2 separate regions of the Homo sapiens genome follow, and region 1 is linked to region 2. A link is an interaction called in ENCODE POLR2A ChIA-PET data of the cell type or tissue named here. Cell type or tissue: OCI-LY7. All regions are shown on one strand. Each heading gives the region's core, and the rest is flanking DNA. Links, peaks and the distances in the headings are about the cores only.

The links. Peaks named below come from ENCODE experiments on the same cell type or tissue, not always from the same donor. Only the 100,000 strongest peaks of a DNase experiment are listed, where the experiment ranks them.
Region 1: POLR2A ChIA-PET joins it to region 2 with 7 read pairs; 2 of 35 experiments call an interaction of 5 or more read pairs at or near these places.

What each region holds. Positions count from the first base shown.
Region 1 is chr2:200,547,403-200,555,268 of GRCh38, forward strand. The region is part of intron 5 of SGO2 (shugoshin 2); the gene reads left to right. Among named protein-coding and RNA genes, the nearest start is that of SGO2, 25 kb to the left of the region's middle. In OCI-LY7, for the core only: no CTCF peak of the experiment used is centred there; no DNase peak of the experiment used is centred there.
Region 2 is chr2:200,691,910-200,699,775 of GRCh38, forward strand. It overlaps the pseudogene AOX3P-AOX2P and the pseudogene AOX3P. Among named protein-coding and RNA genes, the nearest start is that of LINC01792, 39 kb to the right of the region's middle. In OCI-LY7, for the core only: no CTCF peak of the experiment used is centred there; DNase peaks (open chromatin) are centred at 3,482 and 3,842; H3K4me3 peaks cover 1,769 bases; H3K27ac peaks cover 3,206 bases.

The DNA.
Region 1 (7,866 bases), core at 1,646-5,645, 140 kb before region 2:
AAGTAAAAAACACTACCATGCAAAAGGAAACTTTTTAAGGTATAAAACCCACTGGTAAAATTAAGTACACAGACAAACTCAGAATCCTTTGTTAACTGTATTTATGGTGTGCAATCCACTCAAACTCTAGCATGAAGCCCAAAAGATAAATTTATCAAAACTATATCAACCTGTTAATAGATAATATAAAAATATGTAAATTGATACAACTAAAAGACAAAATGTTGGAGGGTGGAGTTAAATTATAGAATTCTTTTGTGGGTTTTCATATAAATTGTCTCAGTTCTTCAGTTAAAAGCCATAGAGTAGCTGAATGGATAAATAAATGAGACCTACCTATGTGCTCCCTTCAAGAAACTCACTTCACCTGCAAAGACACATATAGACAAAGTGGAGAAGGGCTGGAAAAAGATATTCCATGCAACTAGAAAACAAGAGCAAGAGTAGCTGTACTCGTAGCAGATAAGATAAACTACAAAGACTGTAAAAACTGGCAGTAAAGGAGGGTCACTATATGATTAAGGGGTCAATTCAACCAGAGGATATAACAATTATAAATATCTATGCACTCAACACTGCAGCTCCATATAAAGCCAACATTACTAGATGTAAAGGGAGAGAGAGACTGCAATACAGTAATAGTAGGGGGCTTTAACATCCCACTCTCAGTAATAGACAGATCATCCAGACAGAAAATCAACAAAGAAACAGCATAAACTGCACACTAGATACAATAGGTCTAACTGACATTTCACCCAGCTGCTGCAGAATACACATTCTTTTCATCAACACATGGAAGATTTTTAAGAATAGACCATATCTTAGGCACAAACAAATCTGTACAAGTTCAAAAAAATATAAATCATATCTGGTATCTTCACAATGGAAGAAAACTGGAAATTAAAATGAGAGGAACTTTGGAAAATACACAAACAAATGGAAATTAAACAACATGCTCCTAAGCAACCAATGGGTCAAAGAAGCAAGTAAGAAGGAAATTGAAAATTTTCTTAAATGAAAAGGGAAATACAACATAGCAAAGTGTATGGGGTATGGCAAAAGCAATACTGAAAGGGAAGTTTATAGCAATAAATGCGTATATCAAAAAAGGAGAAAAACTTCAAATAAACAACCTAAAAATACATGTCAAGGAATTAGAAAAGCAAGAACAAAGCAAATCCCAAGTTAGCAGAAGAAATAATAACGATCAGAGCAGAAATAAATAAAATTGATACTAAAAAAGTATAGAAGATAAAATGAAAAGTTGGTTTTTTGAAAAGATAAACAACATTGACAAACCTTTAGCTAGACTGAGAGAGAGGACTATAATAAATAAAATCAAACAAGAGATGAGACATAACACCTCAGACCTCAGAAATATAAATAATTATTAGAGACGATTATGAATAATTATACACCAACAAATCACAAAATGTGGAAGAAATGAATACATTTTTGGACACATATAACCTACCAAGATTAAACCATAAAGAAATAGAAAACCTCAACAAACCAATAACAAGTAATGAGATTGAAGCTATAATAAAAACTCTCCCATTGAAGAAAAGCCCAGGCTGGGCACAGTGGGTCACACCTATAATCCCAGCCCTTTGGGAGGCCAAGGCAGGAGAATTGCTTGAGGCCAGGAGTTTGAGACCAGCCTGGGCAATATAACAAGATCCAGTCCCTACAAAATAAAAAATTAGCTGGGTATGGTGGCTAATCCTGTGAGGATTAATCCTGTCAGGCTAATCCTGTGGTCCCAGCTACTCAGGAGGCTAAGGTGGGAGGACTGTTTGAGCCTGGGAAGTTGAGGCTGCAGTGAGCAGTGTTCACACCACTGCACTCCAGCTTTGGTGATGGAGCAACACCCTGTCTCAAAAAAAGAAAAGCCCAGGACTTGATGGATTCGCTGCTGAATTCTACCAAAAATTTAAACAATGATTATGAATCCCACTAAAACTCTTTGAAAAGGAGGGAATACTTCCAAACTCACTCTACAAGGCCAGCATTACCCTAATACCAAAACCAGACAAGGACACAACGAAAAAATAAAACTACAGACCAATATCACTGATGAACATAGATGCAAAAATCCTCAACAAAGTACTAGCAAGTCAAATTCAACAACACATTAAAAAGAACATTCACCATGATCAAGTGGGATTCATGCTAGGGTTTTAAGGATGGCTCAGCAGACACAAATCAATCAATGTGATTCACCACATTAAAAGAAACAAGAACAAAAACTGTATGATTATTTCAATAGATGCCAAACAGCTTTTGGTAAAATTCAACATCCCTTTTTGATAAAAACACTTATCAAAATGGGTATAAAAAGAATATACCTCAAAGTAGGAAAGGCCATCTATGACAAACCCACATCTAGCATTGTACTTTGAAGACTGGAACAAGACAAGAATGCCCACTTTCACTGCTATTCAACATAATACTTGAAGTACTGGCCAGAGCAACTAAGCAAGAAAACAAAATAAAGGGCATCCACATTGGAAAGGAAGAAGTCAAATTAGCCTTGTTTGCAGATTGCCTGATCTTATAAAGACTCCACTGAAAAGCTGTTAGGACACATAAGGGAATTCAGTAAAGTTGCAGGATGCAAAATCAACATAATTAGTAGCATTTATATACACCAACAGTGGACAATCTGAAAAAGAAGTCGAGAAAGCAATCCCATTTATCATCGCTACAAAAAATATGAAATACCTAGGAATCAATCTAACCAAAAGAGGTGAAAGTTCTATAGAAGGAAAATGACAAAACTCTGATGAAAGAAATAGGACACCAAAAAAGGGAAGATATTCCATGCTCATGGATTGGAAGAATTAATACTGTTAAAATGAAAATACTACCCAAAGCAATTTACAGATTCAATACAATTTGTATCAAAATACCAATGACATTCTTCACAGAAATAAGGGGGAAAAATCCTAAAAATTTATATGAACCCGCAAAAGACCCTGAGTAACCAAAGCAATCTTGAGCAAAATGAACAAAGCTGGAGGCATCACACTACATGACTTCAAAATTTATGACAAAGCTGTAGTAAACAAAACAGCATGGTACTGGCATAAAAATGGACATAGATACCAATGGAACAGAGAACCTAGATATAAATGCACCATTTACAACCAACTCATCTTCTGCAAAGGTCCCAAGAACTTACAAAGGGATAGTGGTCAATAAATAGTGCGGGAAAACTGGATAACTATATGCAGAAGAATGAAACTAGACTCCTATCTCTCACCATACACAAAAATCAAATCAAAATGGATAAAAGATTTGAATCTAAGACCCAAAACTATGAAACTATTAGAAGAAAACATTGGGGAAACACTTCAGGAGTGATCTGGGCAAAAATGTCTTGTGTAAGACCTCAAAAGCACAGGCAACCAAAGCAAAAATAGACAACTAAGATTATTACATCAAGCTAAAAAGCTTCTGCACAGCAACGGAAACAATCAACAAAGTGAAGAGACAACCCATATAATGTGAGAAAATATTTGCAAACTGTCTCTCTGAGAAAGGATTAATAACCAGCATATATTGGGAGCTTAAACAACTAAGTAGCAAAAAAAAAAAAGAAAAAAGGGGAATCATATACTGGTAGAAATGTAAATTAACATAGCCACTATGCAGAACAGCATGGAGGTTCTTCAAAAAACTGAAAATATACCTTCCATATGATCTAGCAATTCCATTGCTGAGTATATATCCAAAAAAAAAGGAAATTAGTGTATCAAAGAGCTGTCTGCACTCCCATGTTTATTGCAGCACTATTCACAATAGCCAACATGTGGAATCAACCTAAGCACCCATCAACAGATGTGTGGATAAAGTATGGAAGATATATACACAATGGCGTATTATTCAGTCATAAAAATAAAATCCTGTTATTTGCAGCAACATGGACAGAACTGAGGCCATTATGTTAAGTGAAATAAACCAAGCACCAAAAGGCAAATATTCTCACTCATATGTGGGAGCTTAAAAAGTGGATCTCATGAAGATACATTTGTGGTTACCAGAGGCTGGGAAGGGGGAGAGAGGAATGAAAGAGAATTTTCATTATCACTGAACTGTAGACTTAAAAATGGGAAAGATGTAAGTCATATATGTATCTTTTACCTCAATACATTTTTTTAAAAGGAATATTTCTATTGATTGCAAGGTCACAAGGTGTTCTGTTCTAAAATTTTTATTATTTTCCCATTCATGTTTATATATTCAGTCTACTTAAGAATTTTGGGTATGATGGGAGGGAAGGGTCATAATTTTTTTTTTCATGTAGGTATCTTACTGACCTTGTATCATTTATTGAAGCAATCATCCTTTTTCCACCCCACTGCAGTGTCATCTGTATTGTAAATCAAGGAGACTGGATATGAATGGGTCTGTTTCTAAACTCACTATTCTATTATGTGAGTCCTTTTGTCAATACCACACTGTCTTAATTATTAGCTTTATAGTAAGTCTTGCTATTTGATAGTGTGAATCTCCATTTTATTTATTTTTATTCTTCAACATTAGCTTGGCTCTTTGCATTTACACTTGAATTTTAGAATCAGCTTGTCAGTTTACACACACACATACATAACCTAGAATTTTTGGCCAGGATTATGTGGAATATAGTTCAGTGCAGGGACAACGGACATTTTATAAAATTGACTCTTCCATCTATAAACATGATATATCACTCTATTTAGCTATAATATATATTCTCTCCATGTTTTGTAGTTTTTTTGTATTGAGTTATTACATATCTCAGATTTATTTCTATTCATTTCATATAGATACTTTTTTAAAATATATTTTTTGAGATAGGGTCTTGCTATGTTGTCCAGGCTAGATTCAAACTCCTACCTCAGCCTCCTGAATAACTGAGATTACAGTTGTGTGTCACAGTGCTCAGCTTTATTTTATATTCTTAAATGATATTCTGAATGTTACTGGGTTTTGTTTGTTTGTTTTTTAAGTGAAAGCAAGTTTACTAGTAAAGTTAAGGAATAAAGAATGGCTACTCCATAAGCAGAGCAGTGGTATGGGCTGTTCAACCAAGCTTACTTGTAGTTATTCCTTGATCATATGCGAAACAAGGGGTGGATTATTCATGAGTTTTCTAGGAAGGAGGTGGGCAATTCCTGGAACTGAGGTTTTCTCCCCTTTTAGACCATATAAGGTAACTTCCTGACATTACCATGGCATTTGTAAATTGTCATGGTGCTGGTGGGAGTGTCTTTTAGCATGCTAATAAATTATAATTAGCATATAATGAGCAGTGAGGTAGACCGGAGGTCACTTTTGTCACCATCTTGGTTTTGGTGGGTTTTGGCCAGCTTCTTTACTGCAGGCTGTTTTATCAGCAAGGTCTTTGTGACCTGTACCTTTTGCTGACTTCCTGTCTCATCCATTGACTAAGAATGCCTTAACATCCTGGGAGTGCAGCCCAGAAGGTCTCAGCCTTATTTTACCCATCCCCTGTTCAAGACGGAGTTGCTCTGGCTCAAACACCTCTGACACATCCGCACCCCCCCGCCCCCTTTTACAAGGGAACCCTTAATGCTAAGGGTTGTAGAGGGACGAAAATTCATCTTCTGTAACTTCTTCAGGCTGAATAGGGGTGATAATATTCCTGCCTAACTGTTAGGGTCTCTTGTATTTGGGTAGAGAGGAGCTCAGTCAGAAGGCAACAGTATGGTGAGGACCATTCATAACTCTTGAGTTCTGACAAAAGGTGATACCTGGAAGATTAATAAGTGCACCATTTCGGAAAACATTAAGGAAGCCCATACTGCATTCCTACACAAGGAGTACAATAGCAATATATTCTACAACAGTAAAACAAAATAAGTAAAATTATCCCAAGTAAACTAAATAAGAAGGCTTTCCATGAACTGGGCAATTGTTGAAACCAAGCTAATAGGGAGTCACTAACTGATTCCAATATGTGCCCAGAATTAGAATACTGATTGAGATTTCTACATTACCTATCCCTCTTGTTTCTTTTGAGCAACAGCCAGAGACCACTGATGGGTTCACAGGAATAAGCAGAGTCAGTCTAAATTGCAGAAAAAAACTCAAAAACAACTGATGAGACTAGAATCCAATAACAGGTGTATCATAGTGCTTGAAACATAATTTTCTTCTCTCTCCAGTATCACATTTTTACTAAAGACAAATCATAATAGAACTGATTTGTTTGCAAAAATAAGCTTTAGTCTTACACTTAGCCTGATTATTTGTATAAAGTGCAGCAAGAATAATTTTTTTAAACATAAGCTCTTTTTAAACTGGCTTTGATGGAACATTGTTCCATAAGGAATCTCAGATGAGACTTTTTTAAAGCCGAGCCCAGCCATGGGTTTGTACCCTCCGATACCTATAACTTGAGTAAATTCCTCTCTTCTTGAGGTCCCAAGATAACTTGGGGCTCCTGGGCCTGTCAGAAAATGACATTATTTACTTACCGCAGGTCAAGAAACCTGTACAGGGATTGTGTACACAAGGTATGAGGCCAGTTTTCCCAATGGGCCTTTATTGGCTCTCTAAGTCTAATTTGATTGCTTAAAGGAAAGCACACCATTCCAGTCAATGCCTTGGTAAAATAACCAGTTTTTCCAATTGTGTTCTGTTGCAAAAGAAAACAGATTCTTATTGTACTTATACAAACAACTATATTGCCATCAATTAAGAATATTCACAACTAGTTTTCAAATTCTAGAGAAATCAGGTAGAGAGAAACAAACATGCTCCAAATTTTGTTCACAGGAGTATACTGTACTCAATTTTTAAAAGCTGTAAATAGCTCAAAAGAAAAATTTTGTTGACACTGAAAAACTAAAGATCATCAACGTTTCAAGCAAAAAGCCAAAAAAGATTACTTCAGACTTACATTGGTTCAGTCCATGCAGTTAAATACTGTCCTATTTGATATTCATGAACATTTCCACTCTCCATGAGTACTGGAAGTTTTTTCCTCTATTCTAATGTCACAATCTCCAAAGTTACTAGAAACTTGCATTCAAGAGCACCTGTCAAAGTCCTATAGCTGATTATAAATTACCTTTTGAAGAGGATTAAAACAAGACAATTGTCTGTAGGTGACAAAAAGTCTTAGTTAGGACAACCATTATTAAAGCCACAATCGACAAGGAAATTTTGGTTTCTTCTATGACACACAACAATTTTACATAACAGTTATAATGATTAATAACATACACTAAGCCATATCAGAGTTACAGGAATTTTGCATAATTTTGGAACACATACCAGTAATATTTATATAAGCACAAAGAAAGGCAAACACTCACATTTGACAGTGCTTCCTGTAAGATTTTTATGCCAAATACGCCAAATTTCACCACTGCATTAGTGCATTATTTATGTCAAACTCAATTCTTAATAAAACCTTATACAAAAATGTATTCAATCTTAATCAGTTTGACCTTAAGGTAAGATTCTCAAACCTTTTACAACCCTTTATAAATTTTTTTTAAAGAGCAGATCAGTGCTCTAAGAAAAACCTGTTATGCTTTTATTCCAATGTTCAATTTATGGAAAGACAGAATAATACCCCTTTAATATGTTCTCACACACAACCTTTTTACAAGATTAATTTTTCACAAACCTCCACAACTTGCTCGAATCTTCAGCTTTATCCTATCTAATTTAAAACAATTCTTCAACCCTCTCAACAAGGCAAAAAGATATTCACATTCCCATGACTTTTTATAATCTTTTCCCAAAGATTAGTTAAGTCACATGAACTAAAAGGCATTACACTTTTTACTTTTCTGACAAAATGTTTTATTTAAGCGCTTATTATTTTTAAGCCAGTTAAAGCCCTTT
Region 2 (7,866 bases), core at 1,267-5,266:
TTGCTTGGATCAAGAGAAAAGCAGGCCCTAAGAACAAAGCAAGTATAAGTCTTTCTTTTTCTGCCCTCTTTTACCTGTTTTATGACCATGAACTCCATTATCAGAATGCATAGCCTCAAATTCTGATTCCACTATCATGGAAACCTTTTTTAAACCTTTGTTTCTCTATCTGTAAAATGGGATTATGACTATAAAGTGTAAATTATATCATGTCTGTAAAACACAAAATATCATGCTGACCACATACTGTCTGGCCTCTGCGCAGCCCTTTGATCTATTTCGATGAACCCCTGACTATTGGGGCTTGGGGTGTTGGTGCAAGAGGCTTTTGGAGTTCTAAGAACAATTATCTTTCTCTCAGTCCTTCTATTCCTTTCCTTCCGTTTTCCCCCAATCGCTGCAAACCCAAGTCTATCTGGGAGAAAAGGACCCCACATACAGGGCCTGCAAGATATAGTAATTATTCAAACATGGCACCAGCATGGTGACACCAGCCTTGGCAAGATGGAACCTAGCTTGAATCCTAGCTCTGTAACTTTCCAGCTCCAGTTTAATTTCCTCCTTGGTATAACTGGGATAATATTTCAAGGAAATTGTTGGGAAGGCTAAATCATAGACATAAATGAGGTGCTGAAAGTTCCAAGTACAGTGACTGCACATAATAATTGCTTATTGAATGCCAGTTTTTCCTGGTAACTGATGTTCAGAATTGTCCTTAGAGCCAACTTTGGCAAGAGATGGCTCACAAAAGCTGTAGAAATTAGAAAATGTCCAAGAAATTTAAAATTTCTGTGTATACATTCTTTGACCCAGCAATTTCACCACCAGGAATCTACTCTAGGGGAGTAATTGAAGGTAAGTCAAATATTTATTATATACATAGATATTTGTCACAATGTTACTTATAATTACAAAAAAATTAGAGATAAACTAAATGTCCAACAATAGGGGATTGCTTAAGTATTTCATGGCATAACCATGTGATTGGAATTTATACTATCTTGGAAAATCTCTTTTGTGCAATATTTAAAGAATTTGAAAATAAAAATGGTTTGAAGTGAAAAAATTTAAAAATTGAGCACTCTGATACCAGATTTATAGAAAAAATGTATAAGCATAGTATAATCTCATATATACAGAGCAATTATAAAGAGTGGACGGAAATACACATAACATTGATAGTGGTTATCTCTACTTCATATGAAGTAATTTTATTCCCTTCTGTAGATTTTTCAGCAATTCTACATGATGTTTTTACATGAACATGCATTAATTTTATAATCATATGCAAAAAAAGTTTAAACAAAAAGAAATTCCTATGGATGGTACAGTAATTACAGCAGAAATACAATTCCCTCTAGAATCCAAATTTGCTTGATTCCTAGTTATATTTGAAAGGGTAGGGGGGACTTTAAAGACTGGTATAGACTGTTTACCCAGTGGACATCAAATATCACGGCCTGGAGTTACAGGAGGGTCAGGCCTCCCCCCAGCATTTGCAAGCGCAAAGCAAGAATATAAGGAGAAGACATCTCATTCTCTTCTCTTCCCACCCCAGTTCTGTTCCACATTGCTGGCATCACAGATTGAACACCCAACTCACCTGTCCAAGCTCCATCCATTCCCCAAACAGCTGCCCCTTGGCCACAGCTCAGGCCTAGGGGTGAGCTTCTAGATGGGTATCTGTCCTCTCTGGGAGGAGAGACTGCAGCAGAGGCCCACGTGGGCTGTGGAAGTAGATTTCGGGCCTTTTGGGAAGGAAATTCTGAGGCCATGAGTGCCAACAGCCTGTGGCTCAGCGATGGGGTACAGGCTGTTGGTGGAATGTCCCTTAACCCTGGGGTCTCCTTGCTCCTTGGAGATGGGCATGGTGACAGGGGGCCCAGCAACCTAGGGCCAAAGGGCAATACTGGGAATGGGCTCCTGGAAGCAACATTTGATGCCTCTGACACCAATAGAAATGTAAATAAGAACAAACTCCAGGATGGGGGCCTCATCTCTCAGAGGCATAAAAAATGACATTACAAAAAAACCTAGTATGGTACTTAATTTAAACATTACTCATTCTTCAGCTATTATTTTCCCTACTTCACCTCCCTGCAACGCATCAACTAATCATGCTGAAGTCCCAATAGAACTGGTAAACTGTACCAGCTGACAGTCAGAGCTGGCTTGGGAGGTTCTCGGCAGATCTGTTAGAAGCCATTTCTTACTTTAAGCTGAGATCTGCTGTCCTGCCACTTCCACATATGGGCTAACCCTGGGTAGACCTGTCCCTCATCTATGAGACAGCCCTTCCCATAGATGCAGCTGCTTTCATTCCCACTCGCTCTCTGCATTCATCCTCCCTGTTTCCTTTGTAGCTAAATTATCTGCATGCACTTTCTTCACCTAATGACTCATCCATTCCTGAGACTCCAGGTGACATCTCCATATGTTTTCTGAATCCATTTCTACTTCTGCTCTCTTTTCTGACCCTTCCCTTACATACCTGGTTCTGAGTTCATCGTAACCCTCACCTTACTCCACTAAACAACTCTCTCCTGACTTCCATATTAATGCTATTGGTACCCTTTTGCTTTTTCTCCCCTAGAGCCAAGGCTTGATGCTGGGCTCATGTAGCGGTCTGCAGGCTCATCTGTCCCTTGTCCTCTGCACTTGCACTCCCTGAGTCCAGACCATCTTCAATTACACTGCAATTATTACAACAGATTCTCTATACGGTCACCTTCCTTCCAACACCTCCCATGCAACCTAACTCATAGCAGGGTCTCAAATTTCCCAGAATTGCTTAGGAAGCTTCTTCAAGATGTTTTTGCCTGAGATTCCCCTCCATTTTACTGGATTAGAACCACCTGTAGTATGGCCCAGGACAAGCTCTGAACTTTTACAAACCTCCCCAGGTCATGGATGCGACCAGTCAGCAGGCCTGGAATTGGGAACTACTACATACCACAGTCAAATTCATCTTCTAGAAATATTGGTTCAGAAACTCAGAGTAACTCTCCCAGGCCCCAGAATTCTGTCTCAAATCTGAGGCCTGCTTTGAAGACTTTCCACAGTCCTGTCTGCCTCTCCCCAGTCTCCTACTAGCCTCCCCTGTGTCGCCAAGAGGATCTGCTTGACTTCTTTCTACACCCAGGGAACAGCTTCCCATCTGATTCTGTGCTGGTTCCATTCCCTGTCCTCTCCCTCCTCCCTCCCTTGCTCCTGAGGGATGGGAATGGTGAGAGAGGGCCACAGGACCCAGTGACCCAGGGTCTAAGGGCAATACCAGGAATGGCCTCCTTGAAGCAACGCTGGATGCTTCTGACACCAATAGAAAAGTAAGTAAGAACAAGCTCCCCCGGAGGAGCCTCTGCAGCCCTTTACTCCCTGGCTTCCTGGGGAGCTTGTGTTTGTACCACTCCTTGATGCTCAGCTCCTGCCACCCCTCCTTGCAGTTCATCTGTCTCCAGCTGCCAGTACAGAGCAGCTACTTAACAGCTGCCAGTTTCCTTCCGCTCCTCCCACCCCCGGCCTTCTCCAGCCAGAATGCAATTGCAGGGCTGGGCTGTCTCTCAGCACCCTGTGTCCCCAGTACCCAGTCCAGGCCCACCAGAGAGGAGAAACTCAACAGTAGGCTGTTAACAATCATGACACTCATCAAACTTTGACTTTGTTTTTACTGAAAAATTGAAACATTAATTTTTTCCCTTATGATTTGTACCAAATCGTATAAGAAAGAAGAATGTCAGCCTGTAGACCCAACCCAGGAACTTGCTATTTCCATCTGAACTAACGGTTATGTTCTTTCTTTTGATTTACTTCTGCTTTTATGCCAACTGCGAGGGAATAAACAGTCTCATCAGCCCATCTGCAGCTGTGCCTTTGCCACCTTCTGCCCCCAAGGAGGCCTTTGTACAACTGTCACCCTCAGGAACCTATGAAAAGCATTTTTCATCCCAGACTTGGCCCCAGGTGGACGCACCTTTTCCCTTATATTTCACCTCATGGAACTCCTCTCCCTCTGGTCCAGGGCAGGACCTTCGCACAGTCCATTCTGCCACACAAGCACCTTTATGAAGCCAGAAGGAAAAGCCAGGATGCGCGTGATGAGTAGGTAAGTGCGGTAACAGCCTTCCTGTCTCCCAGAGCAGCTCCGCACAGATTGACAGCATTTAACTGCCCCCTTTTCTTTTATTTTCTGAATATTTCCCTCAGGCATTCCTTGGACTCACCCGTATTTGTTTCACAAACTTCTTTTAGGAGACTTCCAAGTGCCAGGCACTGAGCTGGCCACTTGGGATACAGGAATGACAAACCAGTTGCCCCTAAGGAGCTCACAGGCCAATGAGGAGACAGACAGACCTGTCAGTAACCACCAGCAGCAGAACATGAAGAGGGTTATACATGGGACTTGCGACCCAGGCTCTGGGAGTATAGCGGAGAGCAAGAGTTAGGACACGGTGAGCATTCAGGGAGGCTTCACAAAGAGTTAAGCTGGAGATAAACTTCAATTATAAACACATGTTATCAAGATGTGACGAAGGAGAATAAATGGGACATGGAGAGGGAATTCTAGGCAAAGTAAAAGTCATGTGCATTGGTCTGTGGCTTTGCAGAATGTGGGAATTAAAAAGAAATCAAGCAATTCCAAATGATAAGGACATGTCATGTTAGAGAGTTGACTATGACACCCACATTCACCCCATAGTAGGAGGCTGGAAAGGAAGGTGGAGGCCAGGAGGTGGGACTTTAATTCAGATTGGATGGGCAGGAATTTTTTGCACAGGTAAGGGGGAGCCATTAAAGGACTTTGAATGGGGGAAAGTCATATCATATTTACTACTGTGAAAGATCCCTCTGGCTGTTGTATGGAGAAAAGATTGGGAGGAACACAAGTGAATGCAGGGTAACAGATGGTTACCACAGTGGCCCAGGAAAGGGTGACAAGAAGGAGGGTCAGGAGTGACTCCTAGACTTAGCATTTACATAGTAAGAGGCTGAGTTATGGATTCTGGAGTAGAACCACCTTTCAGGGGACAGATCAGGAATCTGGATTTTCACATACCAGTTTAAGATCCTTTTAAGAAATCCAAAGGGGAGTATCAAGTAGGTAGTTGAAAGCTCAGAGGAGAGGTCAAGGTGGGTTGTATAAATTTACATTTGATCATTGAGATCAAAACCAGGAGTACTGATGAGGGTGTAGTTGAGAAGAGACCCTGGGTCTAAGCCGGTGGAATTTCAAAGGCTCACGAATGGGTATTAGAATAAGTAGACCCAAGGGACTGAGAGTGAGAGGGTGGCAAGGGGGTGCAAGATTCAGAAGACTGGGGTATTCCGGAAGCAGTGGAAGAGTGTGTTTAAGAAGGAGATTTGTCAGGTCCGGGCGCAGTGGCTCAGACCTGTAATCCCAGCACTTTGGGAGGCCAAGGCGGGTGGGTCACCTCAGGTCAGGAGTTCGAGACCAGCCTGGCCAACATGGTGAAACCCCTCTCTACTAAAAATACAAAAAATTAGCTGGGCATGGTGGTGCATGCCTGTAGTCCCATAGTCCCAGCTACTGGGGAGGCTGAGGCAGGAGAATCACTTGAACCCAGGAGGTGGAGTTTGCAGTGAGCCAAGATCGCGCCACTGCACTCCAGCCTGGGCAACAGAGTAAGACTTCATCTCAAGAAAATAGAAGGAGATTGGTCAAATACAGCAAGTGTTGAGAGACCAAGTGGGATGAGAACTGAAAATACTGATGCAGATGTCGCTGTTAATCTTCACAAAAGCAGTAGGAGTGTGTTGAAGATAGAGAAGGAAAGAAATGAAGTCTGTGATGCAAAAAGAATTTTGCAAAATCTTTGCAAATTTTGCTGAGGGAGAGGCAATGGAAAGGGCAGTAGATGGAGGGGAACTGGGGACGAAGTTTGGGGTTTTGGCCTTCTTTATTAGTGGAAGGAGCTTGTGTAGTTTTAAATGTTGTTGGTAAGCCAAGCATGGTGGCTCATACCTGTAATCCCAGCACTTTGGGAGGCGGGAGACAGACAGATCACTAGAGCTCAGGAGTTTGAGACCAGCCTGGGAAACATGGTGAAATCCCATCTCTACAAAAAGTACAAAAATTAGCCCGGCATAGTGGCACACATCTGTAGTCCCAGCTACTCAGGAGGCTGAGATGGGAGGATTTCTGGAGCCTGGGATGGTCAAGGTTGCAGTGAACCAAGATCGTGCCACTGCACTCCAGCAGGCAATAGAGCCAGACTTTGTCTCAAAAAATAAAATTAAGTTAAATTAAACTAAACTAAAATAAATAAATTAATGTTGATGGGGGAGAATAAAATTAAAAGGCAGGGGCTGAATGTTTAAGAGATGGAAGAGATGAAGTCTAAAGCAATGATTAAGGAATGCCTTCTTCATTTCTTTCACTGAAACAATCCTTCCAATTCAAGAGGATCACCCTGTGCTCCCACAGAACTCTGTCCTTCCCCTATAGGCTATTTCCATTCCCAGTTGACTGCCTATTTACTCCCTAGGTTGTGAACTCAAGCCAGCTCCACGAGGGCACTGTTGAGTGCTGCATTCACCATTGTGTCACAAATGCCTAACACAGTGATTCTCAACGTTTTTGTCTCAGGCTGCTTACACCCTTAAAATTATTAAGGACCCCAAAGAGCCTTGTTTATGTGGATTTTAAATATTGACATTTGTAGTATTTGATATTAAAACTGGAAAAGCATTTTAAACATTTATTCATTCGTTAATTTATTTAAAAGTAACAAGAGTAAACCCATTGCACATTAGCGTAAATAACATTGTTCATGAAAAGTAACTATATTTTTCCACAGGAAAACCAGTGAGAAGAGTGGCATTGTTTTACATTTTTGTAAATCTCTGTGATACAGGCTTAAAAGAAGGCAGCTGGAATCGTGTTATCTGCTTGTGCATTCAGCCAGTTGTGATGACACACGTTAAGCACCCTTTGTAAAGTTCTGTACACTCATGGGAGAATGAGAAGGATGAAGGCAAATAATCTCTTTCATTACAAAATAATTTTGACTTTGGGGCCCCTGGAGGTTTTATGGGGACCTCTATGTATCTCTAGACTACACTTTGAGAAGCGTTGGCCTCCCCTGATGAGAGGAACACATGCATTATTTCATTAATCAGAGTTGTAATCCATTCCCAGGGGCTCCCATCTCTCTGTCATCTTTCCAGCAAATCACATAACTTACAGCAACATTTACAGAACCTTATGATAAGGCAATTCTCACGTAGCTAATCTGCCTTTAATTATTACTCAATTTCCAGCAGCCTCTCCACCATGATTTTTGTTCAGTGTTGAAATCATTCAAAGTGAAATCATCTATGAAACTGGAAAATTCCACCAAAAGATCTGCCCTCTCAATAGCTCCCACAATGAACAAAATAATTTTTCATAAAGTATTTTTGCAGGGGTATCATCAAAGTTAATTTCAGATGAATTAAGCAATTCAATTCCTACTTGAGAAATGGTTCCCTTGTTCATTAGTAACTTGCAGAAATTGTTTAAACCATTCTTCTTCCAGGTGCGTGGGACTATTTCAGTTTCAGAGGACTCTGGCCAAGAAGCCTGGTGCCCTTGGGTTCATGGTCCTGTTCACATTAACCATTTGTGTCACCTTGGCCAGCTCACTTTCCCTCTTTGGGCCTCATTGTTTTTTTCTTCTGTAAAGCTAGATCAGTGGTTCTCAGATTTACTCATGTAATAAATGTGAAGGAGTGATCAGAAGTCAAAGGCTTTTCCTTGAATGCCATATTCTTTGTTGAGCACTATAAAAATAGTGGCAAATTTAATTAGACCTTGTGGAATAGTAACAATTTTAGACTTAGAAAATATTACCTTAATAGATGATCCTG